Regions from separate parts of the Homo sapiens genome. Here all the other regions are linked to region 2. A link is an interaction called in ENCODE POLR2A ChIA-PET data of the cell type or tissue named here. Cell type or tissue: OCI-LY7. All regions are shown on one strand.

The links. Peaks named below come from ENCODE experiments on the same cell type or tissue, not always from the same donor. Only the 100,000 strongest peaks of a DNase experiment are listed, where the experiment ranks them.
Region 1: POLR2A ChIA-PET joins it to region 2 with 6 read pairs; 2 of 35 experiments call an interaction of 5 or more read pairs at or near these places.
Region 3: POLR2A ChIA-PET joins it to region 2 with 6 read pairs; 2 of 35 experiments call an interaction of 5 or more read pairs at or near these places.

The regions. Positions count from the first base shown.
Region 1 is chr13:91,511,989-91,514,488 of GRCh38, forward strand. The region is part of intron 2 of GPC5 (glypican 5); the gene reads left to right. Among named protein-coding and RNA genes, the nearest start is that of GPC5, 110 kb to the left of the region's middle. In OCI-LY7, no CTCF peak of the experiment used is centred here; no DNase peak of the experiment used is centred here.
Region 2 is chr13:91,575,547-91,578,046 of GRCh38, forward strand. The region is part of intron 2 of GPC5 (glypican 5); the gene reads left to right. Among named protein-coding and RNA genes, the nearest start is that of GPC5, 180 kb to the left of the region's middle. In OCI-LY7, no CTCF peak of the experiment used is centred here; a DNase peak (open chromatin) is centred at 1,245.
Region 3 is chr13:91,507,794-91,510,293 of GRCh38, forward strand. All of the region lies in intron 2 of GPC5 (glypican 5), which reads left to right. Among named protein-coding and RNA genes, the nearest start is that of GPC5, 110 kb to the left of the region's middle. In OCI-LY7, no CTCF peak of the experiment used is centred here; no DNase peak of the experiment used is centred here.

The DNA.
Region 1 (2,500 bases), 64 kb before region 2:
CCAGTTAAGCTATTAATGTGGGAGTCTGAGTCAATGTAACCTGTGGTAGAACTGGGTTTAGGTTTAGTGTTAGTTAGATGGAAATCACCACAGGCTTTAAATATATTTTTTGCCAACAGATCAGGATCTTTTCATTAGCAGAGCTTGTGATCAAGATTCCATCATCGCAACTCCAGAAATCGCTCTATGTTTTACATCGAAACTACCAAAGTTCACGAGGCTAATTCCACAAAGCAAATTTCTCTGCTTTACGTAGTGCAGCTGGTAGTATTTGGAGAACTTGGAAGTTCTTTTACTTCCTCTGTCCTTCCCGTAGCTTTCTGCACCTTTGGAGATCTCTTTCTGTCCTATTCTTCTGTCTCCAGTCATCAGAGGGCAACTCCAGTGCACTTGAAGTCCTAGAGTATCTTGGGGGGATTTTTTCAGCTTTCCTCTCATGCTCAGCATTTGTAGAGCAGCTCCTGTGCATTTCGTGAAGCCCTGGCATACTTTGAGGGATTCTCTCAGCTATTCTGCCCTGCTCCTGATTTGTACTGGGCCATGTCCCTGCACTTGGCAAAGGCCCTGCACACCTCGAGGTGGGTCACTTTCAAACCTCCTGCCCTTCCCTGGCCTTTGGTGTATAGGCCCTTAACGCTTGGTAGAGGTCTCTTGGCTGGGGCTCCTCAGTATGGTAATCTCTCATGAGAGCCTGTAAATGGCTGTTAAAGGTATGCTGAAAGTCCATCTGGATTATTCTTGCCTTCATTAATGGTGGAATCATCTTCTTGCTGTGTTTCAAGGATTCAAACAGCTGTGGGTCTGTTGTCTTCTAGGAGGGTCTAATTTTCTAGTACCATTAGGGTTTTTTGCATACTAAGTTCTGTGATGTGTGTTTTAATCTATAGTTTTACAGCTTATCCAGCTTGGTTCTCATTATTATTAAGGGTAGAAAAAAGTTTTTCTTGATAACTTTTTACATCTTAACCAGATACAGGTCTCATATTTATTTTCTTCACATTACACTTTTAAAAAAATCATTGTTATTATTTAAGCTCCAGGGTACATATGCAGGTTTGTTACATAGGCAGGCTGGTTACATAGGTAAACGTGTGCCATGGTGGTTTGCTGCACCTATGAACCCATCACCTAGGTATTAAACCTGACATGCATTAGCTCTTTTTCCTTCATTAAACTCTTTATATTGTGATGATGATAGATTCACAGGCCGTTGTAAGTAGTAATATGGAGATTCCATGTACACTTTACCTAGGTTTCCCTGCTTGGTGAGATTTTTATGATTGTAATAAATATCACAACTAGGATAATAACATTGATACAATCTACTGGTCTTATTTAGATTTCACTAATTTTACTTGTTTTCATTTGTGTGTGTGTGTGTGTGTGTGTGTATTTAGTTGTGTGCAATTTTATCACACATGTATGGGTTTGTGTATGCTTGACTCACCACTGTTAAGATAGAGAACACTGGGCTGGGCGCGGTGGCTCATGCCTGTAATCCCAGCACTCTGGGAGGCTGAGATGGGTGGATCACCTGAGGTCAGGAGTTCAAGACTAGCCTGGCCAACATAGTGAAACCCTGTCTCTACTAAAAATACAAAAATTAGCCAGGCGTGATGACATGTGCCTGTGGTCCCAGCTGCTCTGGAGGCTGAGGCAGGAGAATCACTTGAACCCCGGAGGTAGAGGTTGCAGTGAGCTAAGATCACATTGCTGCACTCCAGCCTGGGCAACAGAGCGAGACGCCATCTCAAAAAAAAGAAATAATAATAATAGAGAACACCCCTACAAGGGTCACTCGTCTTCCCATTTTATGACCATACCCATCTCCTTCCACAGCTTTTTCCTTGTAATTCCTGAAAAACACTGACTTGTTCTTTATTACTATTTTGGGAATATTGTATGAATGGAATCATGTAGTATGTAACTTTTTAAAAATCCACTCAGCATAATTCCCTTGAGATTTATTCAAGTTGCATGTATTGATAGTTTGTCCTTTTTATTGCTGAGTAGCATTATATTGCATAGATACATCACTTTTCGTTTAACCATTCACCTGTAAAAAGCCATCTGGGTTGTTTCTGGTTTTTGGTTATTTTCAGTAAAGCTATTGTGAACATTAGGATACAGGTTTTTGCATGAATATAAGCTTTCATTTCTCTGGTATAAATTCCCAAGAGGAAAATTGTTGGGTCTTATAATAATAGCATGTTTAGTTTTATAAGAAATTACAAATTTTTTTCCTGAATGGCTGTACCATTTTATATTCCCACCAGCAATGTGTAAAAGATTCAGTTCATGAGTATGAGTGAGCCAACATTTGATGTCACTAATTTTATTCTAGCTAATTTGATAGGTCTACAGTGCTATCTCATGTGTTTAATTTGCATTTCCCTAATAGGCTAATGCTGTTGAACATATTCTTATATGCTTATTTACTATCTGTATATGCTCATCAGTGAAATACCCGTTCATGTCCTTTGTCTATTTTATAATTAGA
Region 2 (2,500 bases):
AGGGAGAACACGCTATTTTATATGCATGTTAAAACTGTACCCACTGGCAGAAAAGTTTTACTGATGCTGTATGACGTTTAATTCAATAGCCTGCAGCTTTTTTGTTCCTCTGTGTATGTTAATTAGAAATTTCTTTAAAACTTTTTTAGTTTTAATGAAATACAATGTATATGAGACCAATTGGGTGGCTACAAGATGAGAAAATTGAGTCTTTTTCCCATTGCTAATAATTTAAGTAAAGCGGCTATTTTCTTTAGGAGTATACTTATAAGTAACCATACATTTAAAAAACTTTTTATACTATACCAATTATGTTTTTAATGCCTTCTAGTTGCCACGTTACTTTCAGTGTCAAAGAATTCTAAAAAATAAAGAGAATACAAACAGAAAAGTATTAGGTAAGAATATATTAGATGTCAATAATACAGTAATTTTGGCAACATTTATTTAGCATGAAAACCGATAATGTCAGAATATGAAAGAAGTAGTAGGTAGAACTGTCCTGAATATTGTCAGTCATAGCAGTGTAGGATGGAGATTACCAGAGGCTGAAGGATGGGAACATTGGGCAGACAGATGTTGGTCAAAAGGTACAAAATTTCAGTTAGGCAGGAGGAATAAATTCAAGAGATCTATCTTATATCAAGGTAGCTATGACTAATAGCAATGTATTGTATGCTTGAAAATTGCCGAGGGTAGATTTTAAGTGTTCTTATCACAAAAAAAATGATTAATACATATGTTAATTAGTTTAATTTAGCCAATACACAATGTGTATATATATATATATATTGAAATCTGTTGTACACCACAAATATATATAATTTTACTTAGTAGTTAGAAATAAATAAAAAATTATGTAGGCAAAGTCAGAGGCAATAAATGGACAGCAAAAAATAAACACAACTAAAACAACTTAAAGTAAGTATATTGGGAAAAATATACATTGCATCAGGAGATTCCTAACGGGTAACAGTACCCAGTGTTGAAGTGTTTGAGGAAACTTTTTAGTTTACAAAGGTGTTTGCCAAATTAGTGTAACCACAGGGTGTGTTAACACATGCAGAGATTAGCAGCATCAGGACCACGCTGCCCCTCCTGATGCCAGGGAAAGAGATGTGTTTCCAGAGCCTGATGAGAGCTGCAACAATGGAAAGGGGCCCTTCTGCCAGCAACTGTTATCTTAAAGGCATATGGCTAAGTCAGAATATCACAAAAGCAGGGAGGAAGCAGAAATCTCCTGTCATCGCCTCCTGCTGGCCAAACTCAGCTGAAGCCACCAACTAAAACAAAGTTCTGTATGCTGAATTCACATAAAACTCTTAATGTCACACTTAGCAGATTCAGTTGATTGCTTACAATATTTAGCTTCTGGTTCATCTGTAAAAAAAAAAAATTTGTATGTGAAAAGGCAGAAATACTTCACATGTTTTCCTTCTTTTCTTGTATCAGAATTTTTGCATTAGTTCTGTATTTGACCTTCTCTCTACTCCTTACTCATTTTTGCATAAGAGCTCTACTGCCCAGGCTTGAGGTTTTCCTAAAATACTGTGAACAGATTATTGGTTCTTCCTGTCTCCCTAGGCACTATATGGATTCTCCTGCCATAAATTGACTGAAGGGTTGGATGATTGTGGACTTCCTTTTAGCCGCTTAGCTGTCAGGTGGGAATTGTGGAAGTAGTTGGGTCTTTGGGAAATTCAACTTGGGAAATGTGGTTAATTTTCTGTATATATTTCTTGAAATGGTGCCAGTGAAGCTGAGCTCAGCTAGCTAAGGAGTTAAAATATAATATCGCAGTGGGGAGAGCTATTTGAATTATACATTGGTCTTTCCACCACTTTTCTACCTTCCAGAGACTCAGTAATGCCTTGGCTACTTTGGAAAGAAGTCCCCTTGCAGAAGAGCCCTAGGGTCTGTGGACTTTGTCTTTGGTGCATTATTAATATGTTCTTCTACGCTGCTACCTTCCCTGACTGTTGTTGATGCCTTCCTATGCAGTTGGCTCCTCACCTATTGTTGACTTTCTTCCTCCATGTAATGTGCCAGAACATTCACATTGCATGTTTTCCTTACTGTGGCAAGCTTCTGTCATAATTATGAAACTTGGTCATAAAGAAAAAAATGGCACTCTAAGGGCTGTGAGCTTCTTCTTCTAAACGTTTGTTACTATGGACTTCTCAAAAAGTTGTTGATTTAAGGTTGGAAATACAGCTCTAAAATGGGCATTCCTTGTCTTTTTCATAGTCTCCTGACACCTCTTACCCTTATACCAATATATTGGTGGCTATATGTGGTGGTTTAAAATATGTCCACAGATTCTTTGACATTCCTTTCGAAAGATGGAACCTAATTCCTTCTCCCTTAAGTATGAGCTGGACTTAGTAACTTGCTTCTAATAAATAGAATAAGGCAGAAATGATAGTGTGTGATTTCTGTGGCTAGGCCATGAAAGATATTGTAGTTTCAGCCTTCCTCTCTCATCTTGGGTCACTGTCTC
Region 3 (2,500 bases), 68 kb before region 2:
ATTTGTGAGTCAGCACTCATATTCCAAGGTGAAATTATATCATATATACTTTTTTGAAACTTTGCTCTCTTAGCTTATCAAAAAATGTTTAAAGTGGGTTGAATACTGAAAACTCTGAAAGTATACTTAATTGAAAAGTATTATTTAAAATATTCTTCAATCTTAAACAATGATACTAAAATAATATATATTTAAAGAAAGCAAACTCCTTAGAAAATGTCTTGACTTTGAATGAGAGATGTAGCAAAAATATATGATAAAGGATAAGTGACCTTTCTTCTTATTTTTAGATTTTTGGCATTTTTAAAGATCATTATCAGATACCAAAATACCTAATGTTTTCAAAATGGACAACATTTGGCTTAAAAACAGCTCACATAAAAAAAGGAATCATGGCTTTAGCTAACAACAAAACTTACTGTTAGTATAACGTAGTATGAATTAGATGTGAGAGATGCTAATATAAAATTAGACTGCATTTAAAGAATGGAGGTATTGAGAGCAAAGGTAGATATTATTTCCCAGGCCCTTCAATTGTGAAAACATGTCTGGTAGAAAATGTTCAGTCCAATGAGCCATATTGTTAGACGAATAGTGGCAATTATGGCTTATATAAAGGAGGGCAGACAGGATGGCATTGTACTGGAAATTATGCCATGTGAAGACTGGCTGAAGTAGGGGTATTTAGTTCATTAAATGAGTTTTGTTGGTACACTGACAGGCAAAATAGATCAATGGAATTTATAGGAAAGCAAGTTTTAACTCAGTAGAAGGAGGACATGAAGTTCTATTTATTAAGTGCCTGCTCTGTGTCACGCCCAGGAGATATGATAGGCATATTTGATCAAGGTGGAATTTCAAATAAATTTGCAAAAAGATGGATCAACCATGACAAATATGCTACAGACAACTGACTATAAACATATATCTAATTCAGTTCTTCACATCTTCCTGTAAAAGTAACATAAAAATATAAAGGATTTAAATGTAAAAAACTCTATGTCAATGTGCTATATACAATCACAGCCATTCCATAAATTTAACCCATTTTAAACATAGGCAGCTGAGGATCTGGGCTGGGACATTAAGGAATTTGCCCCCCAAAAAGCATCATTAGGTTAGAAAACAGCAGAGCTCGAGTTAGCCCTGGCCTGACCTCAAAGCTTGTGTTCCCCATCCCATACTATAATCCATAAGATAATCAAATCCAAATGTGTCATAGACAGTCTGGTAAAATGTTATAAAGGCTTTTTGAGCCTTGAAGGTTGAGACAAAGACTGGAATACCAGTTCACAGTTGATACTGGAATCTTTCCTGTAAGAAGCAGGAGTAGCATAAGGCTACCACTAATATTCCCTATAAGTCTTAAATTTATTATTCTAATGCCCCAAAATTGCAGGTATAGTAGTGAGCACTTCTTGAATATTTTATTATTAAATTGAAAATATAAAGGATGCAATCCTCAGAGCTCATACCAGGTCAAACTACTACATAACTGTTGCAAACAAAAAAAACTTTTGCAAACAAACTTGGGTTCACTGTGAGACTATCTCAAAATATTCTATGAAGTTACTTCAATTAGGTCTTTAAAAGTGCTCATAAAGAAGGCTTAACATATTCATATTTTAAGGATCAAATAGTGAGATAGTCATATTTGCATAGGCATTCTTATGAAAAGTTTTACTGTTTAAAAAGTCATGCTATAATAGATATTCATGAAAAGTTGATGTGATTAATAACCTAATTTTAGAATTCTGGGAAAGCAATATTTCATTTTGAGACCTTGTTTTTCATGTTACATTAGGACAATATTAATATAACACTAAATGCTCAAAAGAGTTTTATATTAAACTATTACTAATCATATTTCTTAACTCTTTCTAAAGTAACATTTTTATTCAAAGCCATTTTAGTCACATGGGAATACTAAAAATTAGTCATGATCTATTTTATTATAATCTTTGTATATGCTTTATATTGGGCATTGGACCAGGTATCTAGTTTACCTGGATTTCTGGTACTTATATCAGATGTATCTAAGAAGCTTGAGTACACAAGATTACTCTTTAGATATAAAATGAATTAATAATTTAGTTGTAGTATTTCTGATCCTACCTGGTAATAAATGTCATTACCTAAGCAAGCCAATATGGTTTGTCATTATCACTTGTATATCACCATTTCTACATAATTTCTAATGATATTTGAAGTATTTACCTCATATATTTTCCTCTGTTTATACATTCTTACATATAAAACATACTATATATAAAGTTTTGTTTCATTTTTGTTTTATCATGTTAAATATTCTTTGGAAAAATATTTCACAGCTATAGAAAATTATGTACATATATTATTATTATTATGAAAGTCATGCTATTTCCATTGTTTAATTATAAATACAATAATCATAGCTATCATTTGTATTGTGCAATCATTTATATTGTGTGTATTTTGTGTAAGAGCTGCTCTAATGTTTTAGATATATCATCTTGTTTAA